Regions from separate parts of the Mus musculus genome. Here all the other regions are linked to region 6. A link is a loop called in an ENCODE intact Hi-C map of the cell type or tissue named here. Cell type or tissue: heart. All regions are shown on one strand. Region 1 overlaps Smyd3 (SET and MYND domain containing 3). Region 2 overlaps Kif26b (kinesin family member 26B). Region 3 has its middle 2.2 kb from the start of Kif26b. Region 4 overlaps Smyd3 (SET and MYND domain containing 3). Region 5 overlaps Smyd3 (SET and MYND domain containing 3). Region 6 overlaps Smyd3 (SET and MYND domain containing 3).

Evidence for each region. Hi-C counts contacts between places; a loop is a spot of excess contacts. Peaks named below come from ENCODE experiments on the same cell type or tissue, not always from the same donor. Only the 100,000 strongest peaks of a DNase experiment are listed, where the experiment ranks them.
Region 1: a loop joins it to region 6, with 2.3 times the contacts of the local background. A loop is called at or near these places in 8 of 42 quality-filtered maps.
Region 2: it touches region 6 in a loop (5-fold over the local background); 5 of 42 quality-filtered maps call a loop at or near these places.
Region 3: it touches region 6 in a loop (7-fold over the local background); 35 of 42 quality-filtered maps call a loop at or near these places.
Region 4: a loop joins it to region 6, with 3 times the contacts of the local background. A loop is called at or near these places in 9 of 42 quality-filtered maps.
Region 5: it touches region 6 in a loop (4-fold over the local background); 12 of 42 quality-filtered maps call a loop at or near these places.

Annotation. Positions count from the first base shown.
Region 1 is chr1:179,230,206-179,234,205 of GRCm38, forward strand. The region is part of intron 5 of Smyd3 (SET and MYND domain containing 3); the gene reads right to left. Among named protein-coding and RNA genes, the nearest start is that of Gm31349, 96 kb to the right of the region's middle. In heart, a CTCF peak has its summit at 2,037 (motif pointing left); no DNase peak of the experiment used is centred here; H3K27ac peaks cover 825 bases.
Region 2 is chr1:178,687,608-178,691,607 of GRCm38, forward strand. The region is part of intron 3 of Kif26b (kinesin family member 26B); the gene reads left to right. Among named protein-coding and RNA genes, the nearest start is that of Gm24405, 53 kb to the left of the region's middle. In heart, a CTCF peak has its summit at 2,102 (motif pointing left); no DNase peak of the experiment used is centred here; H3K27ac peaks cover 145 bases.
Region 3 is chr1:178,524,935-178,528,934 of GRCm38, forward strand. No RefSeq gene overlaps it. Among named protein-coding and RNA genes, the nearest start is that of Kif26b, 2.2 kb to the right of the region's middle. In heart, a CTCF peak has its summit at 2,368 (motif pointing right); DNase peaks (open chromatin) are centred at 2,487, 3,227 and 3,697; H3K4me3 peaks cover 1,714 bases; H3K27ac peaks cover 1,590 bases.
Region 4 is chr1:178,958,455-178,962,454 of GRCm38, forward strand. The region is part of intron 11 of Smyd3 (SET and MYND domain containing 3); the gene reads right to left. Among named protein-coding and RNA genes, the nearest start is that of Gm46249, 180 kb to the left of the region's middle. In heart, a CTCF peak has its summit at 2,029 (motif pointing left); no DNase peak of the experiment used is centred here; H3K27ac peaks cover 1,469 bases.
Region 5 is chr1:179,475,503-179,479,502 of GRCm38, forward strand. The region is part of intron 1 of Smyd3 (SET and MYND domain containing 3); the gene reads right to left. Among named protein-coding and RNA genes, the nearest start is that of Smyd3, 41 kb to the right of the region's middle. In heart, CTCF peaks have their summits at 1,138 and 1,778 (motif pointing left); no DNase peak of the experiment used is centred here; H3K27ac peaks cover 1,430 bases.
Region 6 is chr1:179,140,289-179,144,288 of GRCm38, forward strand. All of the region lies in intron 5 of Smyd3 (SET and MYND domain containing 3), which reads right to left. Among named protein-coding and RNA genes, the nearest start is that of Gm31349, 190 kb to the right of the region's middle. In heart, a CTCF peak has its summit at 2,084 (motif pointing left); no DNase peak of the experiment used is centred here; H3K27ac peaks cover 751 bases.

The DNA.
Region 1 (4,000 bases), 90 kb after region 6:
ACCTTAAGACTCATGAGGAAATACATAGCAGATCAAGACAACCTTTCCTCAGTCAGTTATGTAACCTAAACTGAGGACCAAACTGACCAAACTAACAAATCCCAAAGCCATCCAGAGACAGCAAGTCCCAGGTTTGATTCCCAGCTGCCACGTGGCAGCTCACAACTGTGTGAAATTCTGAGTTCCAGGGTGTCTTAGGGTTTTATTGTTGTGATGAGACATCCTGGCTAAAGCAACTCTTAAAAAGAAAAGCATTTAACTGGGGCTGGCTTACAGTTCAAAGGTTGAGTCCATTGTCATCATGGTGGGAAGTGCAGTGGCATGCAGGCTGAAGAGGCACACACGCATGATGCTGGAGAGGTAGTTGAGCATACTAAATCAGGACTGGCAGTCAGAAGGAAGAAAGAGATGCTGGGCCTGGGTTGAGAATTTGAAACTTCAAAGCCCACCTCCAGTGACTCATTTCCTCCATACCTACTCCAACAAAGCCACACCTCCTAATAGTGTCACTCCCTGTGATCGAGCATTCAAACACAGGAGTCTATGGGGGCCGTTCCTATTCAAACTAAAAAACAGGTTATATGATAGCCTCATCTGGCCTCTGCAGGCACCAAGCACACATGTGGTGCACAGACATACACATAGCGGAACATCATACAGTTAAAACAATAAAATAGATTTGTGAAGGAGAAGATGGAGGGGAAGAGGAGAAGAAGGAAGATGACAAAGACGATGATAACCAATACATTAATGCAATCAAAGAGATCGGTGGTGTCCTTGTCTACTCCCTCATTTCATAGGAAAGTTATCCCAAAACATGGACAGAGCTGAGACCTGAGGCCACTGATAGACAGCAAAGGTGACTGATTTTCTGTATTGTTTTGGGCTGAGGAGGGGTACAGAGAGGTGACAGGTGGGATCATGAATACTGTAGGTAGAAACAAGCTAGAAGCCCAGGTCCTGAGGGGGTCATGGCTGTCACATAAGCACACACACTCATTTTCCACGCTAAGCCATCAGGCCATGCCACATGCCCTTCCCCTTGGACAATGACACTTCTCACTTTGAAAGCAGCATTGAGACCAGTTACTTCATTCATAGCTTATCTATAAAGTGGGGCCGTAAGGACAAGCCACCAATAGATTAAATTTATCACAATATAAAATGTCACAGTGGGCTCCTCGCTTTCCTTATGGAGGACTACCAATAACTTGACCCCATGAGTCACAGTGGAGCAAGGGCTACCTGCTAGGACTACTCACTGTCCTTAACCTTAAAACCAGAAAATACTAAAATATCAGAAAGAAGCCCTGGGGTATGCAGCTGTCCTAGACCAGAGATAAAAAAAGATAGAATATTAATGAGAAGCCAGCCAGAGTTCACGTACAGTGTGTGAGCATAAACCATCCTCCTCAGATAAACATGACTTCAATTACGTCACATTTTAAAGGTCAAGGGCCTAAAGCCACCCAATCAGCCAGCTTAGACACTAATTCTATCATCAAAAGAACAGGGTTGTAAAAACAATATTTTAAAAACAAAGCCAGTGCCAAACCAAAATTAAGTCAAATGGCATTAACGTTCCTTTGTCTTAGCAAGAAATGAAACAGCTTTCCTTAGGGACCCTTTAATTCCAGCGGGCAAATGCGTTGCGATAAGCCATCAAAACACATGGGAGTGCATGCTTTTTATACAAGCACATGGAATGCCAGGAGAAAGCCAAGACCCATCAGGGTTATTTACCTGCAACAAATAATCCATTGCATTTGACTGTCACATCTGTGAACATCAAAATCCCCTAGTATTAGTCCTCTTGGCAACATCAGTATGGGGGGGGGGGGCCTGGCGGGAAGAAATCTGGGTTGTGTTACTTTAAACTTTTCTCTAATCACTTGGTGTTGAAAAAAATAAAAGGTGCTAATTTCAATTTTCATTTCCTATCAGTATACACTGCACAAGAGCTTGCATTGGAGGGAAGCAAATAAGGAAGTGGGTTTTCTAATCAGTCTCTCTGCCGCCCTCTTCTGTTTAACGGGAGTATAGCAGGCAGGCTCACCCACAGTCAGAAACCTCTCCAAGCCTGGCTGAACAGAAGGCCAGATCCAGCCTGGCAGCTCAGCTTGATAATTTCATTCTCTCAAGGAGCTGTTCATTTTGTGACTGAAATGCATTCGCGCACAATCTGAACTGTGAGGCCCATGTCAGGCTGTGCGAGGCAAAGCTCCAGTCCCTTCCTTGACACTGGAGAGAACGGGCATGGCTGTGTCCACTCAGGAGTGACAGTAATGAGAAACACTGTAAAGACTTGCTGCTGAGAGACAGTTCCCACTTGTCACGGAAGTGTGAGGCCCTGGGTTCCCTCCCAGGAGGCCGGGATGGAGGAACTGTGGGAGATTGGTGGGAGGAGGGAAGGGCCCTTTTGTCCTGTATGCAGCCAGCAACTTCCTGATTTTTTCCCCCACTGAGAACATGAATAATTGTGTGTGTGTGTGTGTGTGTGTGTGTGTGTGTGTGTGTGTGTTTTAAGTCTTTATATCCCCCAAACAATGGCATGACATCTTTTCTCCCCTTTAGTGAGATGTCTGCTCATTCTCCTAGAGGGCTTCTCTCATCTAAGAAGCTAAACATTTCGATACCGAGATTTCTAGTGCATTCCCAGATGACGAGTACCAACAACCTTAACCCAAACATACATCTTCCAAATGAAAGGGATTGTCAGGGATGAAATGCAGCATATGTACAGGTGTGTGTATGCGGGGGGGGGGGGGGCAGTCACTTGCCTGCCACAGGGCGACCTGAATGAGCTGCCCTGCAGCCATGGCTGTCCCTCTCAGGAGTGGTAGTGAGGAGAGACAGTGGGAAGAGAGTTATGCTGGGAGGCAATGACTCAGAAGAGCTTGCCTAGTGTGTGTGAGGCCCGAGGTCCATCCCCAGCACCAACACAACACAGCAGAACAATGGGGCCTTGACTTCTGTGTCTATTTCCTGCCCCAGCCTTCAGCCTGAGAAATACTTACAAGCCTGTATTTGACGACACTCCCCGGCAATACGGAATGCTGGTTGCTCTCCTTTATTCTCCCTTCTTCCTTCACCTCAATGTTTTGAATCTTAGACATTTGCTAAATAGAAATATTGTGTGAAGCTTGGGGGAATTTGCTTAAAACACACACTGTAAGTACCCTCTAAGGCTCTTTACTTCCCGGTTTTCCTCACTAAGATGAAATGGCTATTGCTCCATGGAGCCCTAAGTGCCATACAGGAACGCAGAGACAAAATTCACATGCAAGTATAGCCAAGACAAAAGCCAACTCACCCTGCGGAATCTCTGAGAATCTGCAGACACCACCCACCACTCCCACTGCTGGTCCCAGAAACGCTGCAAAGCAAACAATTGCTGACACTGGCAAGGGCTCTCTCTCTACCTGAGCTGTACCCAGCCCCTGGTTCCCCAGGCTGACCTCCAAGTCAACGTCTTCTTCCCTCAGCCTCGGGATTGTGGGGGTTACAGGCATGGCCACCATGACCAGATCTCTGAGGACTTCTTTGTTTTTTGAGATTATAATATAATTATATTATATCTCCACATCCCTTTTCTCCCTCCAGACTCTCTCACCACCTCTCCTTGCTCTTTTTCAAATCCATGGCCTCTTTTTCATTAATTGTTGTTCATGTGTGTACATCATGTTCGTATGTGTGTGGGTACATACATATGTATTCATAAATATCCAAGGACAACCTGCTCTGTCTGTACAATGTTACTTGTATTTCTCAGGGCTAGTCATTCTGGATAACCATATGGAAGACTACTTCTTCCATTCTCTGAACCACAATGAGCTGTGCGGCACAAAAACCCCAAGGGTACAGAAGTGGCACACATACCCTGGCACTAACCAAAAGATCTTTGATTGCACTTAAGACCAACAAGGGGCAAATCATGGCTGGTACCAGGAATCTAGCCAACTATCCAGAGCTAGGGAAGTCACGGATTTTTGGAGTATCT
Region 2 (4,000 bases), 450 kb before region 6:
CAGCACCAAATGTGAGTGGGTGGGATGGGGTGGGCCAGTGGACAGAGGGTGTTTTGGCTTGTCTGCCCTGATCTTGGCTAAGCTAAGCTGGGTGCCAACAAAACTGAGCATTGTCACACCGTGGGGACTGTAGTTAGAGTGGAGACTGTGGATAAGCACACAGACGCTGTATCCCTTCCTCTTTCAGCCATCTTCTCCAGGATGTCTCCAGTGACAGAGCTTTCCCTTCTTTATAGAGTCAAGGTGTTTGTTGTCCACAGTGGGCTGGCTAAGTGAGAATAGCACAGCTGAGGTTTCTTTGAAGGTCTCCAAGGGGGCTAGGCATCACAGATCTTCTCTAAGTGTGAAGGATGAAAGGCTGGGGTCATACTAGACTTACCTCTCCCACACAGAAACACCCTCCCTGCCCTGCGGCCCTAACCTGCTATGGGGCCTCCATGGAGCCTTCTCACTGTGGAGAGTTTGCACTTTCTCCTGGGTAAAGTTGCAGTTGTTGTGGGGATGATATGAGATGAGGTCCCTTAATGTGGCTCTGGGTGTAGCACCCAGTAGTGTCCATGACACTTATTGAAGTTGGAAGGCCATCTTCCTTCAGGCAGGGTCACAATCTGAGCTGAATAGACCCAGTGTGGCCCTTTCAGTAAAGAACTCACGGTAGCTGAAGAAACAGTACCCAAACCATCAAGTCGGTATGGAAGCCATAGCCCTCTGCAAAGAAACTAGCTTTCCAAAGAGCACGTCACATTTCAAATGAGAATCTCATATTTTAAGTAGAAATGTTCTTCTTCTGCCATTGTTGGGCAAATTGATAAAATACTGACTGGAAGACTCCTTCTCTCATGTTTGGAGGTTTTTTTAAGGAGGAGGGGAAACATCATAAATTCCATGGAGTCATAGAGGAAGCAGATTTAAAATGATCCAAAAGAGTAAATGCCCTATTATTTTGGGGCCAATGTTGAAAGAGCCAGGCTTCAGATATGGTTTATGAATCTCATATTAAAATGCACTTAGAGAGAGAGTGTTTGAGCCCATCCTTCCTGGTTTCCTAATTAGTCACTGATTTTAGTATCTTTGCGTTCTCACTCACTTACAATTTAATAAAATATAAATTTTCTTCTTAACAGAACTCATAATGTAGAGTTTTCAATAAACTGGAGAACTTACAGTTTCCTTCCCAGAGAACTCACCCTGGACATCCTAATTAATATCCAATCGAGATGCTTCTGTGCTAACAGTCTTTAGCGTGACAAATTAGCCTGGTTCTGTCTTAGAAAGATATTTGTGAGGATTACTAATGAGTGTATTTCATATGCCTAAGTTCCTCCCGGGGAGTAATTTGGGTGTTCAGGAAGTATGTTAGACACCATTTTGGGGATTGTGGAGACTATTTAATGTCTTAACTATAGCACCCATGGCCTCAGAGAGTTAGCCCATCCTGTACATAGCTCAGGTGAGTGCCTGGGAAAAATGGAGACACTGGGGAAGGAGCAGGGAAACCTTATGAACAGCAGCCATGTCTGCACTGATGGCTGTGACCAGAACTTGTCTAGTGGCAGGACCAATCTAAGACAGCCTGGTAGCTTCCAGCATCGTGGCAGGGCTGGCTCCTACTGTGGATGCTGCAGAGAAGAACAGGATGGAAGGGAGGACCAGGCCCATCAGCTTGTTCATACACTATTGGTTACAGCAAATCACAGGAACCAGGCATGCCCTCGTGAGTTATAGGTAGCATGACCCAGACTCAGATGTGTTAACTGACCTGCCCAAGGTCACCTTGCTCGGGCTCAGACATGGCAGAGATGGACAGATGCAGGTCTCCTATAATCTTGTTTGCGTTTCTACCACTTTTATGAAAGAAGGAGGCCACTTCTGTAAGTTGACCACAAAGGAGACCCAAGCCACCCGAAGCACACACTATTGTACGATTTCTTTGGGATGCTTCTCTATGCAACTAGAAGGTTTTCCTTGTGTTGCTCTGCACAAAAGTATGGACATAAATGCTTCGTGTTGATGTTCTTCATTGCAAGGTGGAGAGGCTGGTGGGGCTGAAGGGTGAGGCAGACCTGGGCCCAAAAAATTCAGAGAGGCCTCGTAAGCAATGCTGCCATCTAGTGAGGCGAACATTAGCTTACCTAAGAGGTGGACTTAGTAGAATTGGGTGAAAATGTTTTAATTTCCCAAGGAGAGTGTGAGGAAACAAAACTCTTTCATCATCAATTGGGAGACCAGGGTTTGACAGGGTGGCATATGTTTAAATTGACTTTTCCAACAAAAGTCTTTTGGGGAAAGACTTTGTTGTTGCAGTCTTCTGGGGGAGGCAGATCTGCTTAACACAGTATTCTGGCTTGTTTATCTATGAGCTGAGCAATATTTGCTATGCACAGGGGAATGATATACTCTGGACTCCCCAAACCTTTTCCAGCAAATATTTAACTGAGACCCTGTCTAGAAATAGGAAGGGGAGTGGAGAGGATGCTGATATTGAAGGCTCATGTCAGAGGGATCCTGCTTTCAAACTCCATCACCACACATTGGAGTGGGTGGTGAGGGGGAAGAGGGAGAGGAAGACACATTTCTATATTATTTCATAATGATGTAAGTTTCATGTTAGGAATCAGCTTGATCCAGAGTCTCTGGTTTTGTTTGGCTGAAAGCATTGGGAAGCCTCGTGCAGAATCATTCTTATTTAGCTGCCTAGCCCTTGGCCTTGGTTTTCCTCTCATTTCTGGCTTTGTCTTGAAGCATGCAACCATCATAGCTGTAAGAGCTACTGGTCTAGGATTCCCTTCCCTCACCACTACTGATATCTCTGAAGGTAAGTCAATGATATGTAAAATAGCTCTCTATGAAAATCAGTTAATTTTCTTATTTATTAGGAACTTATATGAAAGATTTGTCGTTGCCCCCCCTCCCCCCAAAAAAAGGAAGCCAAGCAGTCTCCTTACTCAAACACTGCTAATCCTTTTGCTTCTACAAAGCAGCTGTAAAGTAAATGGGAAACGAGCCAGCATAGCATTGAGGGCTAACTGGTATAGAGTCAATAAATATTTCCTAAGGAATGTAAGTTTCTAGTATAATCCCCTTGTAAACATTATAGACAGGTTGTGCTTGACCCCAAGACCAGGAAGAAAATCTGGAGCAAGGGTTCAAGGAGACAGAGATAAGAGCAGATCTGTAAACATGGGCTGTCATCATGAGAATGGGGTGTTGGGAACTGGAAAAGATGCAGAGAAGAAGCCGGAACACATAAAAATAGCAAATCATCGACTTTCCCTTTAGTACTACATGTAAGGCTCCTGGTAGCTAAGTGATGTGAAGTGGCAGGCAGGTAGCTATGACTCGGTGGGTTCAGGGGAGCATGGCACTTGAGTAGACACTGAGAGGGAAGAACCAATTGTGGATTTAGGAGGGCAATAGTCACAGAGGCTTATGGGTATTGCAGATGTTTAAGAAGAAGTCAGAGACCTTGAGGATTGATCATGGGAGGGACAAGGAGGAGAGAGATGAGAACAAGACCCCCCAGGCTCATTTCTGCTGAGTGTTGAAAAGACTCTGAGCCATTCACAAATTTAGGGAGGACAGAAGGCCCAGACCAGTGGGCAAAGCTCATGTGTAGACATGTGAGCTCTTGTTTATTCTGGGACCCTTGGTCTGGAGACAGATGTGTCTGAGGGTCTAGTTAGGGGTGAGGAAGGACACAGGGGAGCCTAGGCATGCAAGAGAAAGTTGTAAAGATGGTTCTGGAATTCAGGTATCCCTAGGTGGGTAAGAAAGGTCACAGAGAACTCTGGAAAGCATGTCTTCTGGATCTGATTGTTATCTGCACTGTGTGGTCAGTCGCCTCACACCAGTACCCACCCCTAAGAAGTAGTGTTGGTATTCTCTGACCACACCATATAGGCTTGCACATCCATCTATCCATTCAGCCAGCATTCATTGGGTCAGTTATAGTAGGAACACAAAGTGTTGTCTTCAGATAGTGGGGGTAGGCGAACACTGC
Region 3 (4,000 bases), 620 kb before region 6:
CGAAGGTCCCGAGTTCAAATCCCAGCAACCACATGGTGGCTGATAACCATTCGTAACAAAATCTGATGCCCTCTTCTATTTGAGGACAGCTACAGTGTACTTACATATAATAAATAAATAAATCTAAAAAAAAAAAGATTTGAATAAGTAGTAGTTACCCCCTGGAGCTCGTGTCTCTAGCTGCATATGTATCAGAAGATGGCCTAGTCGGCCATCAGTGGAAAAAGAGGCCCATTGGTCTTGCAAACGTTATATGCCTCAGTATAGGGGAATGCCAGGGCCAAGAAATGGGAGTGGGGGGGGGAGGGGAGTGGGGGGGAGAGGGTATGGGGGACTTTTGAGATAGCATTGGAAATGTAAATGAAGAAAATACCTAAAAAAAAGTCTCAAACCTGGTGAAAATTTTATAGATCAACTTTATGGTCAACTGAATGAGAAACGCTCTCCATAGGCTCATGTATTTAAACACTTGATCCCCAGTTGGTGCCACTGTTTGGGAAGGTTATAGAACCTTTAAAGGTGGAGCCTTGCTGGAGAAAAGGCATCACTGGGGGTGGGAGGAGGGTTTGAGGCTTTGTGTGCTGGCCTCACTTCTTTTCTCTCTGCTTCCTGCGTGGGAATGAAGTGTGATCTATCGGTTGTTCACACCACCATGCCTTCCCCATAACTTCCTCAGAAACTATAGGCCAAAATGGCCTCTCTTCCTTCTAAAGTTGCTTTGGTCAGGGTATTTTGTCATAGCAACAGAATAGTAACTAATACACACTTCCAGGTTCTAGGAATTCAGCAAACTCTAAGTAGAATGAACACAGACCCACACCCAGAAGCATCTTTGTCAAACTCCCAAGAAAGAAAAATGTAAAGAGAAGATCTTCAAAGCACCCAGGGAAAAAAGGAACACATACCAGACCAAGGAACACCCATGACGACGACAGGTCACCTCTACCCAGGTCGAAGGCAGAGAAGTCGTTCTAAAAACACTAAAAGTACCACTGAGAATTCTACATCCAGTTAATCGAGTCCTTAAATGGAGAGGCAAGGTAGATAAGCAAATCTGAGAGTATTTGTTGCAGCAAGGAGAGGCTGGAGAGATGGGTCCTCTTGCAGAGGACCTGGGTTCAGTTCCCAGCACCCACATGACAGCTCACAATCTGCAGCTCCAGATCTGGTAACCATCTTCTGGCCTCTGCAGGCACCCGCTGTGCACATGGCACTCCCCCCCCCCCCCCGTCTCTCTCTCACACACACACACCCTGGCAAAAACACTTATAAAATAAACACAAATAAATCAGAAAGAAAGAAAGAAAGAAAGAAGGAAAGGAAGGAAGGAAGACAGGCAGCCAGGCAGGTAGGCTAAAGGGAGTTCTCCAGGCTGAAAGAAAAGAATTTAGCTGGAATTTTGGTTCTCCAGGAGGAGAAAAATCCAGACTTGCAACAAACAAACAAACAAACAAACAATCCAAAACCAACCAACCAACCAACCAAACAACCAACCAACCAAACAAACAAAAAACCTGGGTAAATACATGAACAGAACCATATTTTCATAGTTCTATGGGAAGACAGATTGTTTAACACATAATTTAAACAATCATATTGAGGATTTTTTTAATGTGTAGATTTAAACCATTAGCTCAAAGGACAGAGGTAAAATAGACTTGGGACTGCCAAAAGTGTACATTTTAATGAAGTCTGCCATGCTACTTCTGAACAGCCCAGGCTAAGTCAAAGATTCATATGAGAGTCATTAGAGCTAGGGGCTCAGTCAAAGGACCAGAGAATATGAAAACATTATTCAATTAAAAAGAAAGGCAAGTGGGGGGGGGCGTGTAAGACAGCAAAATAGGAAACAGACCCATGCAAACAGTAACAGGAAACCCCAAACCATGTTAAGCCAAACACAAAAGATATTCGGATTCTCTAGACCAAAAATAAATAAATAAATAAATAAAAATAAAAAATCAAGATCAGTCAAAAGTGAACTGTGGTGATGGAGGCCGGAACAGTAACTGCTAATTGTTAATGTGGGGTGGGACTGCTGGGAAGGGGGGGGGCGGGTCAGTGAGAAGAATTTACACCTTAATTTGGGGACTATATTAGATTGTATATATATATATATATTAGATTGTGTATGTATATATATTATATATATATTATATATATTAGATTGTATATATATATTAGATTGTATATATATATTGTATATATATACATATATAGATATATTCGTGTATGTATTTATTTATAGAAACTCATGGAATTTTACACTTAAATTTTATGCATTTCACTGTATGTAGATTTTACATCAACTCTCTTGAGGAGCCGCCATCTATAAAATTTCACCAACAGAGGGCGCTCCGAGCCCATCAAACGCCGGGGACCGAAGATATTTTGAGATGCACATCAGATCTCAGGGCTCATCATTCTTCAGGACGAATCGTGCAGCTCCGCAATGGCTCTCCCTTCGACACCCCACCTTTCCCACTTCGGGCTTCACGGGCTCGTCCATTTCACCTGGCCACATGCTGCTTTGAGGCTGATAAGCCGCGCGTAGCTAATGGCGACGATATTTTCCGCGGCACCTAGGCAGAATACAGATGCGGCTGCAGTTGGGCTGCCTGGAGGCTACCAGTCCCCCTAAGGTCTTCGGCAGATATGATCGCGTTGAAATTGGAAGTAGGAACGTAATGGAAACTTCCACAGTGTTCTCAACATCTTCATTTTGACCTTCTCGCCTCGCTTTAGAGGCTATGAAATATCCGGGGTGCACCAGCTGCAGAGGGCGCTGGGCGGGGATGGCGATGCCCGGGAGGCGCCGAAGGTTCACACAGGAAGACAGGAGGGGGGGGCGTTGCCCCGGGTTCTAGCACCCCAATTGTTGTATTCTGCCCCCTCCTTTCTCTTGCATATGTTGAAGGAAGACAGCGACTAGGGAAGCCCGAAATGTCCTCCTGCCCCCGCCTAGCCCCAGGCCAGGTCTTTCCGGGGTACCCAGATGCCATTACACCACACGTGATCTCCGCGCCCGGCTGGTCCCGCAGGAGGCGTCTCGTGGGGTGTTAATTAAAGGTCACAACAAAATAGACCTGCCGGCTCACCAGAAGAAATGTCCTCCCGGGAAATGAAAAATGACACCCCGGAGCAGCCACGTGTGGAGCCCGGCGTACGCCGGCTTCCTGCGCTCCTGGGCGCTGCGCCGGGCGGGGGACGGGAATCAGACAGCGGGCGACAGCTGGGTGCTCTGGAGATCCCACAGGTCCGGGTGCTGGCAGGCAACCGTGCAAAGGGGCAAGGGGACGATCCCAGTCCCCGAGGTCGATCAGCTCGCGCCACACCCCCTCTCCAGGCCCGCGCAGTCCTTCCGCGCGCGTTCGGCGCGACCAATCCCTCAGTTTCCCCAGCCTGGCAGCTACAGGCTGGGTCTCGGGCTCACCTGTGCAGGTCTCGGGAGGTTTTCCCTTCATTAACAGGGGCTTGGGCCCGTGGGCGGGCGCGGGAAGGGGGGCTCAAGGCTCCCGGTGCTCAAATCGGGGTCCAGGGGAGGAGGGTCCCCTGGCCCGCTGGGGCTAGGAGGGCGAATCAAGACAAGGTTTGCCAGGCAGGTCTGGGAGAACAAAGGGCGGGGGGGTTGGTCCCGGCCTGTTTGCGGACTTGTTTGTGACTCAATCCGTTTGCACGGCTTTTCAAAGGCAGACCTGCACGCCTTGCCAGGAAGAGACCAGCTCTCGGGGAGGGGGGCGGGGAGGCCTGGGTGCTGCGTTTCAGCGCAGCTCGGCCGACTCCGAGCTACAGGCTCGCGCGCTGGATAGCACCGGAGCCCGGGGCTGTGGGCCCCTCGCCAGCAACTTCCCCGCCCGGAGCCAGATTTACGACCCCACCCCCGCCCCGGCTGCGCCTGGCGATGCCAGGCCCAAGCGCCGCGCCGTAAATGGATCGCGGCAGGCGAGGCGGCGGCGGCGGCCCGGCGGGCTCCGAGGCGGCGGGGCTGAGGTTCCCTAGG
Region 4 (4,000 bases), 180 kb before region 6:
AACTCCTAGAGAGGCTTTAGATGACCTCAGCATCCAAGCAGAAGCCAGCCAGGCACTGTGGAAAAGCTGGAGACCCATTCCTGCTGTCTTAGGATTTTACTGCTGTGAACAGACACCATGACCAAGGCAACTCTTATATGGACAACATTTCATTGGGGCTGGCTTACAGGTTCAGAGGTTCATCAAGGCAGGAGCATGGCAGCATCCAGGCAGGCATGGCGCTGCAGGAGCTAAGAGCTCTACATCTTGTTCTGAAAGCAACTAGCAGAAGGCTGGCTTGCAGTCTGCTAGGACAAGGGTCTTAAAGCTCACATCCACAGTGACACACCTACTCTAACAAGGCCACACCTCCTAACAGCGCCATTCCCTGGGCCAAGCATATGCAAACCACCACACCTGCTGTGTTCAATCCCAATTCCTGGCTCAGAACTGTGAACATAATCTTATTGTTCTTCACTCTCCTGAGTCTTTGGATGGTTTGCTATGGAGAGATGAATGACCCGAGCAGCAGCACCATGTACTGTTCAATGGAAGGCAGGATGTGGAGAGGGGAAGGAATGCAAAGCTACTGTATCCGGTGTGACTGTGCTCTAAAGACCCTTTATGGGGTGGTGCTGGTGGCTGTGAAGCACCAGGCAATGGACTCCAGGACAACCTGATACCCCCACACCCCACTGAGGACAGGCGCAGTAACTCCCAGAAATCACAGCCATTGTCTGCTACTTGGTGCTAATCTAAAGTCAGCATGATTCACCCTGTACAGGTGTGAACAGCTCTGCTGCGTCTGTGGATATTATTTTATAAACCACTCTTGAAGAGTTAGGTCACTTCCAGCTGACTTACATTATGATAGGACACAGATCTTTCAGTCTCTGGGTTCGCTCCTGGTGCTACTGTTGTCGTCGTGTGTGCGTGTGTCTCTTTTGCTTTTACTCTGCTAGGCATTTGTTGGGACAAATCCTCCTTGGCTGCAGAGACTTTGGAGCTGGAAAGCACTGAGAGGTCTCACAGTGAATCCCCTCTGTCCACACGACATCATCAAGTCAGACGCCCTGGCCTCTACAGAGAGGAAGACTGAAGGCAGGGCGAGAAAGCCTTAGACTGGTGGCTGCTGTTAGCCTGTGCTCCTGGCTTCTCTTCGGGTTTCTGTAAAGGTGTTCTCTGTCTGACTGTCTATCTGCCTGCCTGTCTCTCCCTCAATCAATCTCTCTTTCTCTCTCCCTCTCTCCCTCCCTCCTTCCCTCCCTCCCTCCCTCCCTCTCTCAACCTGTGTGAGTGTGTGTGTGTGTGTGTGTGTGTGTGTGTGTCCATGTTGGAGGGGCAGAAGATGTGGCTATGGCTAGATGTTAGGAGAAAAAGAAAATTGAAAGTAGTCTGTCTACTGTCTGTCTATCTGCCTGCCTGCTGCCTATCTCTGTCTCTCTCTGCCTTTCTCCCTCAACCTGTGTGTGTGTTGGGGGGGGGGGTGGCAGAGAGGCAGGAGATAGGGTTACAGATCAATGTTGGGAGAAAATAAAAGGACATTTGAAAATGGCTCTGGACTGACACTGGCAGTCAGGCCCACAGGAGGGGCCAGGACAGATGCAGGGAACTTGTTTCTTGTTAATCTGCACAGGTCTGTCCTGCAGTGACTGCACACATATCCCAAGGCAGGGCTTGCTGGAATAGTGGGGAAGAGCAGGAGCTGCCCCACCTTGCAGGCAGCCAGGCTCTGGGAGAAGATTAGAGAGCAACATCTGGTGCCTCATGTTTTATTCTCTTTTCCCTGCTCCGCCCTGGGCCCTCTGCTGCGCTGGACATGCCGGGGTCTGAGACAGGGACCCGAATGATGGGGTCACTATAGAGGATTCTGGATCAGAGAGAACCTTCATGGCAAGTTCTCTGACTTGAAAGCCACTGTGTCTATCTGGTCCCTTTCTACTTATCTCGGGCTGGCTGTGCTTGTGATTTGCTGAGGATAAATGTTCTCTGCTAGAGCCCCTGCATCTCGACTTGAGAAAGGGCTCAGCTGCCACAGCGCCCTCTGCTGGCTTCTTCTCATAGCTCCTGAGCAGAGAAGCTTTGTCTGATGGCTGTGTTTCAGGGGTTCTCTACCTAGAGAGGGACCTGGATTTCTCTATAACTTGACCGACAGCCTAATGACAATGCTGGCTTCTTGTCACCCTGGCAGTGGAAGGCTGATCTGTGTTTCCCCAAGCATGTGTGTAGAAATAAGAGCTTAGTTATAATTAATAAACAAGATTTTCTCTGAGTGATAGTCATATACAGAAGAGAAATTGAGAATAAGAAAAAGAAAAAAAAAGACTGGTAAGTCTGCCAGTGACTTCCATGTGTCTGAAGGTGTCAGTGATTTGACATGAATGGGCAGGCCTGGTGATGGAGGACGAGATCTGGTTCTGGAATGGGATGCCACTTGTGTCTGTCATGGTCCTGGGGCAAATATGTGCCTGGGATGGAAGGGAGCCCTGAATGGGCTCGGGGACTGCCTCCTCTCACCTCGACCCCCCAAACGAAGCTGCAGTAAATCTTGGGCAAGCCATAGCAATGGTAGCTGGGAACTGAGGCTCTCTGCCTTCAGCGCCTCCCAAATGCTACACATGTGCACGTCAGAGGGGACAATTCCAGTTTAATTTCCTGTAGTGGAGTATAAAACAGATTAAGGAAATTTAAACTGGAGCAGGCTTGGTTTGGGAAAAGCTTCTCTCTTGCCATTAAATTTTATTTTTTAATGGTAGCATTTAAAAGGAGCCTGCATGCAGTCTCGCACGGAGGACTCATTTGAAGCCTCCAGCGGGATGCGCTACACCCCCGTTCGGATTCCGAATGTTACACTGGAAATGGCAATGTAGACAGTCAGCTGCTTGAGAGGCAAAGGGCTCTCTGAGAAATAAAGAAAAGGCTCCCACGACACATTTCCATCTCATCACATCTTTAAAAAAAAAAAAAAAAAAAAACAACGTAATTTTAGAATTGTGACCATGTATTAAATAGAATGAATGAGATCAAATTATGATTTAAAGCTGGAAACAATGTGGCTTTCTTATTAATTTTTAATATAAGTATATTAAGTTTATCAAGGATCTCATATGCTTTCTACTGTGAGCCCGGGGAATGCAATAAATGACTTCCCCGAGCATGATTTGAATATGGATACAAAAATCAGAAGGAAAAGAAACACATGATAAGAGCCTGTGTATCGGGTCTCCACAGCGGGACACGGATGAGTTTCCTTCTTCTGCCCATCCCAAGATGAAAGCCATGTGTGGGCTAGGGGAGGTGGACGTGGCATTCAGTAGGGGACATCAAGCAAAGCTGTGCCCACAGGCGGCTCCAGAGCCACTGATTGAGGCAGGCAGCAGGAAACGCCAACGTCTCCGAGGCCCCATGTGAGCTCAGAAGCTTCCCTGCAGACCCCACACCACTCTACAACATCCCAGACCCACTCTAAGTGTCAGGTACCCTGAGGGCTACGCTCCAGGGAGGCTAGATATCCTTGGAGGGATCACCTGTTCACTCATGTACGCTACACTGACAGGCAGTTCCAGGGACTAGGTCAGGGCCATTGCTGTGGGAGGGTCTCTGGCCTTGTCAGACAGCTTGTGCCTATGCATCATCACAGAGAAAGCAGACTGCTGGGGTGCCCACAGGAGGGGCTTCCAGACATGGTCAGTGGCAGAAACCAGGCCAGAAAGAGCTGCTGTTGTTGGGGACGGAGTGACGGCCCTGGGGTTAAGAACCCTGAACTATTATTCTTGCAGAAGACATCAGTGCCATTCCCAGCACCCATAAATCAGCCCACAACTGCCTGTAACTCCAGTTTCAGGAGATTTAGTGCCTTTCTCTGACCCCCATGGGCACTGCACACATATGGTTCACACACATACATTCAGGCAAAATGCACACCCATGTGCGCACACACATTATTGTGTTATTATCTTTAATCTGTCAACATTTAGAAATACTTATTTGTTTTATATGCCGGGTGTTTCGCCGGCATGCA
Region 5 (4,000 bases), 340 kb after region 6:
TTGCTGTGCAACCTAGACTGGTCTCGAACTCACAATCCTAGAGCCTGTACCTCTGGGTGCTAAGATACCATACTTTTCCTGGCTCATGTACATCTTTCCCACACAAACTGCCTCCAGTCAGGGCATACTGGTGGCTTCCCTTGGCTCCACTCTAAACGTTCCCAACTGCCAACGCAAGGGTAGCTGACCACCTTGCCACATACAGCGGGCCCTGAATAAGCAACCACTTGTTGTTACCCGTGTGTTCTTCGTTTTCCTTCCCCCAAACAAGGATAAAAACAAAATCTCCATTTTATTTTTGTGATTTTTTTTTCCCTACTGTAATTTAAAATCCCTTCTTCTGGAGGCAAGATTGGAAACCTTGCTGTGGAATCAGGCTGTCAAGACCTGCCGCCTCCAGCTACGACCGGTTACATGAGCTCTGTGATCTTCTGCACATCAGTTTCCTTGCTGCCATTCTCAACAAGAGAAAAACCAGAAATGACCAGTGCTTAGGGCTACGGTAACTGTGATCAACACTCAGGCTGTGCCTGGCACGGACGGTGTTCAGTGAAGCCTGCTGCTTTCGCTGGCCCATTTAATCCTGTGAATCCACAGCCCGCTGCTGTTGGATTGAGAGTCTTCTCGATTTGCTTGTTGTATCATCAGAAATATAACGCCCGGGCTTTCTTTGAAAGTCACCGCACGTCTTTTCTAACGCACGTGTGTTGTTTGGACAAATGGCAGAGAAGAACCAAAGCACGTGCAGGACTCAAAAGGACTGAAGCTGAACCGGTAAAAAATAACCAAAGTCACCAGGTCGTTCTCTCAGAAATGCCTGTTAGGCCACCATCGCTCAACTGTCCCTCTGATTACCCCCAAGACATTAGTCATCTGTAATTCAACAGGAATTGAGGTTACATAGGTGTGCATCTGTCAAAGTCATCGAACGAGGACACTTGGGACATACACTCACTGTAACACATCCCTTAATCCAGCTGGTCTCCCTTGTCAAATCGTGACATCTCAAGGACATCAAGGAACAAGTATTCAACTTTTGAACTCTCAAAACTAGACCTTGCCTAGCCTGTGTGAGGATCACAGTAAACACCTCACTGATCAAAGGAAGACAAACTCAAGAATTTGAGGGCCTGGGGCTGGAGAGGTGGCTCAGTAGTTAAGAGCACGGGTTGCTCTGCCAACAGCCACAAGGTGGCTCACAACTGTCTGTGACCTCAATCCCAGTCAGTGGATCGGACATTCTCTTCTGGCCCCGCTAGGGACAAAGTACCTAACGGTGCACAGGCACGCATGCAGGCAAAACACTCCTACACATACAACAAGTAGCTTAAGAGATTTAAAGAATTTAAGAAATTATATGTATTGGAGTTTATTCTGAAAAGCACTCATTAGGATTGTGAGAGTAGAGGCACACATCTTTAACCCCAGTGCTTGAGAAGCAGAGGCAGGCAGATCTCTGAGTTCAAGGACAGCCTGGTCTACAGAGTGAGTTCCAAGACAGCCAGGACTACATAGAGAAACCCTAGTGTGGGGAGTGGGGGTGGGGGACATCAGAATGAAAATGTCATAATGAAATCTATTATTCTATATGTTAACTTTAAAAAATGAAAGTACTATTTTAAGTAATGATTATATCTGGAGAGTTATTGCAAGCATTTAAATTTAACTCATTATAAAAAGAACTCTGTTAATGAACAAACTAGTGGTTTCAGTGCCTTGCACTGTTCATTATATATGACCCTACTGCCACCTAGTGGAAATGCCAGGCTATTACCACACTTGAAAAGTCCCAAAAAGAAGACAAGACTCCCAATTGGGCTGATGGGACAGAAAGCAAACATAATTAAGCCACAAACATGCAGGAGATCCCACAAGGGAACATTCCTTTCTGCTTTGATCACTTCTGTGTGCCTAGAGCCAAGGAGATTGGCAGAGGACTTTGTTGGCTTTCAGAGACTATTTATTAGCTCACTGACAAGACCCAGGGAAGACATTTAGTCATTCAAAGGCAATAGAATTTTATTCAGACAATGGATTGCTCAGTATTTAAAGGAAATGAGCTATTAAGCCACAGAAGCAAGGATCAACTTTCAATGCATGTTGCAAAGCGAAAGAAGTAAACTTGGAAGGGTTATACACAGTATGATCCAAATCCCCGTGACATTCGGGAGAAGTCAAGGCCACAGAGGCAGGAAGAAGAGCATCGGTGGCCAGGACTGACTGAGAGAGAGAGGAGGGGATAGATGGAACTGGAGACATGTCACACCCACTGGTCCAAACTCAGAGAATATGCAACACTAAGTGAATCTTAATACAAACTTTAGCTGTTAGGTGATGTGTCACATGAGTCAGGAGTTGTGATAACTGTACTTAAGGCTGGGATGTAGACGTGAGGACAGCTGTGTGTTTGAGAAGCACAGTACATATGTTACCTCTTTGTATCTCTATACCCAAAACTAGTCCAAAACACAAAATCGACTTTAAAAGAGATTACACACACACACACACACATGTATACACACACACATGTATACACACACACACAATGCTTCACTCTGACCTAAGAGTCCTCTGTGTAAAATCTGCATTTAATGAGTACATCCAAAGCAGGATGCTTGCTAGATGTGGTGGCATAAGCCTGAAAGCCAGCATTTATCAGGCTAAATTAGGTGTTTAAGGCCAGCCTGGAGAAAGGGGTACTTCCTAGTCATCAAGCAGTTTGATGGTGCTTACTGGGTATCACACGCTGTCTTCCCCGTTTCACAAACATCAGATCATTTCATGTATAGAGAATCTGTGACTGCCACTCCTGGCTGCCAATCTCACATCTGGAATGAACTACAATCCAGAAGCAGAGGGCACACCTACAACAGATTTTTTGCTTGGTTAGAAGTGTGTGGATCCACTTCTAGTCAGGACTTTTGGTGGAAAGGCACTCACCTTTTATCTGTATCTTAAGGTGGGAAGACACACCTATAATCCGGGCCACACCTTCTGCTGGAAGCCTACATAAGGACTTAGAAGAAGGAAGCTTTTGCTCTGTGCCCGCTTGCTCTTCTCTTGCTAGCCAAGTCCATTCCTTCACTGGCATTAGATTAGAGCCTATCTCTTAGGGATGTGTCTACTAGCAGAGACATCTAGCCTCATGGACTGACAACTCCTGGATTCTTGGACTTTCTGTTCACAGCCTGACATTGTTGGATTAGCTGGACTGCAGCCTGTGAGGCATCCCGATAAACCCCCTTTATACAGAGAGAAGGATTCATTAATTCATTCTTTCTCTAGAGAACCCTCATACGACATTCACCACAGTCCTATGAGAACCACATTTCTGTCCCGTTTACTAGACAGGGACATTCAGACACAGAGACCATAAATGACTTGCCCAGAGTCACACAGCTGGCGAGTTGTAGAGATGATGACTCTCACTGTCGACACAAAACTCTGTCAGACACGAGGCAAAAAAAAAAAAAAAAGTGTGCCTACCAGTGGTGTGACTGTCTACAAAACACAGAAGGGAAAAAAATTTAAAGTACTATTAGATCAAAAACTCATGTATTTATTTTTTAAAGGCAGTATTATTTCTATGTCCAAATAATAAAATTTAGAATACGTATATAAAACACTAGTTTCAATAATTACTAAAACTAAAATTAACTATTTTCTTAATCTGTAGTTCCTCTATGAATAGAGATGTACAACTGTCCTGGCTTAGTCTATGTGATGGTTAATAACATGAACTTAAGAGGAAGGAGAATTACCTAGGAGGGGTGGAGAGATAGCTTAGAGGTTAAGAACACTTGTTACTCTTACAGAGGACCTCAGTTCAAGTCCCAGCACCAACATAATGGTTCACAGTCATCTATAACTCCAGTTCCAGGGCATCTGATGCCCTCTTCTGACCCCTGGGAGCACGAAGCATGAACACAGTAAACACATAAAACTTGCGGGCAAAAAGTAAAATGAATAAATCTAATCCAATTGCGCAGGAGCCACACCT
Region 6 (4,000 bases):
AAGGAAGGAAGGAAGGAAGGAAGGAAGGAAAAAGGGAGGGAGGAAGGAAGAAAGAAAGAGAGCAGATAAGAAATTTGGAAGCAGGAAGTGAAGACAAAGACTGAAGTCATTCTTGCCTAGCTCTCCCCCAGTGTCTGTGTGTCCCTGTGTGTGTGTGTGGTGGTGGTGTCAGGATTCTCACCTTCCATTTTTCCCTACTACATCCCAGAGGGTCCCACTCAAAGATGACATGAATATTCCCAAACTTTAAAGACCTTCTTGGGGGAGAGGGGGAAAGAGGTGTACCCCACCCTAAACAATAAACCATTTATTTATCAACACAGCCAAATTAAGGAATTTCATGTCTAGGCTATTCACTAACCAAGATAACAGAGATCTCAGGCACATTGCCTGAGAGTATCACGCTGATGGTTGATAAATCACTAAGTTTGTCTTGACAGGTAAACTGCAGGTCATCAAAGGGCGTGCTTGGTATCACATAGTATCAATGAGTGCTTCTTAAATCCTCTCACTGAGCTTGCAATACACAGAGAGCTGGGAAACGAGATGGTAGCATGCATACTGCACATAGCCGGGAGGTGCAGGCCACTGCTTCACTGCATCCTAGCCAAGAAGAGGTCAGTTTTCTGACTCCCTGTGATACTCGGCAACATATTCACAGCCCAGTCTGAGGAAAGAAAGGTCTAGTGTCCTGTTCATCTGACAGAGGGAACAGAGATGATGCCATGTGAGGCCGCCACAGAACCATTGTTAGGGTCGGGTCAGTTCCAAACACAGAATTCCAACTTATTCACCTGAACCTCTCTGGACTCAGCAGTGTGAGCTGAGCGACATCCCAAGAAGCACTGCTACAGAGGAAGCTTTCTGTCAATAGAAGATGAAATGCGCCAAGAAGAAAAAATAACACCAGGCAAGTCCCAACATGCCTGCCTACCCACAACTTTGGTTCCCATAAGAATCTACTCTTCTTGCCAACCCATCTTCAACCTTCCAGACTGGTTGTGTTTTGCAAGTTTCTCCCAGCTCTAGGTGCCATGGAAGAGGCAGTGTCCAACTTCGTTATTGGGACAAGGAGCTGGGGAGTTTTTAAATGTTAATCGCCCTTTCCCGAGTTGAAGAAGCATGCCTCTTTTGTATCATGATCCTGGCCCTGAAAGCTGCGGTTTGAAGACAGAAACGAGGATAAATCTCCACAGCGATGACTAATGCATTGCAAGGGGGGACTGAAAATGCCTTAAATGTCTTCCATGATCCCGCTTTTGAACTACCAATGAGAGTCAGGCAGAGGTCGCGTCTGCAGTTCTGTAATCTTTAGATCTGTAGATCCCCCTCCCCAATAACTAATATCCCCAGATCGGTCCTGCCTCTGCACTGGACGGCTCTCTTTCTAAGGAGCTGGCAGCAACTTAGCCCAGAGCGCTGTTATACAGGGAAGAGACCTGGCATCCTCTGCAACCCTATCTCCTTGCTTTAAAAGAAAAGATTTAGACAGTCTCTGGCAGCCCCCCTCCCCCATCCTGCTGTGGTTGTAGATGGTCCTGAGAAGATACCACGGGAGCTCTGTATGATATCTCCAACATCTCAAACATTCAGAAGCTAACCTGCAGAGAGAGTGTCTCTATCCTTTTGAGGACTGAATTTCTAAAGCATTAATGGGACAGCACTGAGTTCTCTACAAAATTAAGCAGGAAAAAGCTTGCTACATCAGGTGTGAAGAGAGATTCCAGTCTACTGGGCAGGAAGACCATGTTTTTGGAGTCTCCTCCCACCTGCTCCCACTGCAGGGTCCACACACAGACATCTTGGTGATGCACTTTGCAATGTGAGTGTGCTGTAGATTCAACAAAGAAAAATGAGGTGTGAAGAGAAGAGGAAGCTCATTGGTAGAGAAGACTGGTGGGTGGGCTTTAGAAGAAGACTGTAAAGGTCAAAGATATGTTGTCGAGTGAAGATATGTAGACACAAGGAGGTGCTGGGATAGATGGGCAAAACATACCAGTTCTCACTCCATTAGGCTTCAGGGCATCCCAACAGGATGCTCTTACCCACTCTCAGGAGCCACAGTGGGGCATCTAGTGTATCTATGCGACCACAGTGCCATCTAGTGGAGTGGTGGAATTATTATTTTTTAATGACCTCTTCAGAACCATACAGGATCAAACCCACATTGAAAAGACTCCAGGCACTAAGTTAGGGTGACAGAACGCTCTTATCAATAAACATGCTCACAGATCTTGATGTCTTATAGGTTACTTCTCAAGACAAGGGAGGCATAGCTACAGTCTGACTTCAACACCATTCCATAGTTACCCTTTTGTGTTGGCTCCTTATCGAGACATTCAGTGAAAAAAGTCATAAGACAATAACACAGGCTTAGCATACACGTGAGGTATAGCTATCTCAGATATAGTCACTAACTAGGTCCTAATATCCATTTTCTGCGGCTTTTTACCACCCACAATTTCCGCATGAAACTCCCCAATAAGAAATACGACGACAGTGTAAGCCAGGCGTGGTGGCGCACTCCTTTAATCCCAGTACTCAGGAGGCAGAGGCAGGCGGATTTCTGAGTTTGAGGCCATATAAAACATGGGTCCCAAATGTGTCATCAGTATTTCTGTGTCTTCTGTTACTGATTCTGGGGAGCAAAACAGGGTGGGGGGTGCTAAAGTTCATACTCTGTTTGGCTTAGGTCTGAACTGGAATCCAGAACCACAGACTTGTTAGTCTCATGCCTGTGTGTGAGATGGGTGTGGTGCGAGGATTTCATGAGACAAGGTATCCTATCAGCAGAGGGAATGCTACAAGTTCATTTCCTTTCTGCTGCCTTCTGAACAGATCTCTCAGAGAAGTAACAAGTCTCAATTTTTAGTTGAGCTGCCAGAGTTACATTCCTTGCTTCTAACTGAGAGAAGGGGAAACCCTTCTGAAATCCTGACTCTCAACCCATCCGCCAGCCCAGTTTCTACTTGAAAGTCAACCAGTTAATGAGTGAGGGGTGCGGATGGAGTCCTGCCAGCCACAGTACCAGGAGAGTTCATAACACATTTGACTTTAATTCATGTGTACTGTAATCCTGTGGGTTAAAGGACCGTAAATGTTGTTCTGGTTTTTCTTATACTTCAAAGGAAGCAATTTAATGGCCATGAATTATAGTCCCTCCATTACAGCGTAACTAAGAAACACAACTGTTTCTCGTAGGATTGCCAATCTGGCTCCTTCACTAAAGGAACTTCAAGGCAAGAATTTAAACAAAGTAACGCATTCGGGCTCTCGGGCTTCCTCATGCTGTGGGATGCTCTGCTCTCAGGAGCCCTGAGAATCAGAGGTCACCCTGAAGGCTATGTAAGGTTGAGGCCTGGTTGAGCTGTGGATGGGCCAACTGGTAAGATGTGTGGATCTGTGTGTGTGTGTGGGGGGAGGGGGGACCATAAGATACAGTGAAAGGAAATACTGTTTCCCTGGGAGGCCCACGCGGTACAGGTGCTACCAGAAACAAAACAAAAGCGATAATATCATTTATTTAATAAATAGAAGCCACAGCAACATAAATAAAGGCCAGGCGTGTTGGGGGTATAACTGCAACCCTAGCCTAGCACTCAGGAAACTGAGACAGGAGAACTCAGGGTTTGAGGCTAGTCTGGGCTGTATAGTAAAACCCTGTCAGAAAAGGAAAAGAAAGGGAGGGCTGGGGGGCGGGGAGGGGAGGAAAAAAGAGGGAGATGTTTAACAAATATAAACTCCTCCTATCTTTTTGTCAACTGATAGTCCAACAGAAAGACCATAAACTATTCTCATTGCCCCAAGAACCAAGATACACAGCACAGCTTTTCCTTACGGTAACCAAAACAGCTCTGGAGGCTGAGAAGCGGTCGGCATATGGTGGAGCAATTTCATCATCACGACCTGGACTTGATTTGCAATCCTAATTCCTCAGCTCACTCCCTGTCAAGATTTAGACAACTTCCTTAAGCTCTGGTTTGCTCATCTACAGGAGACA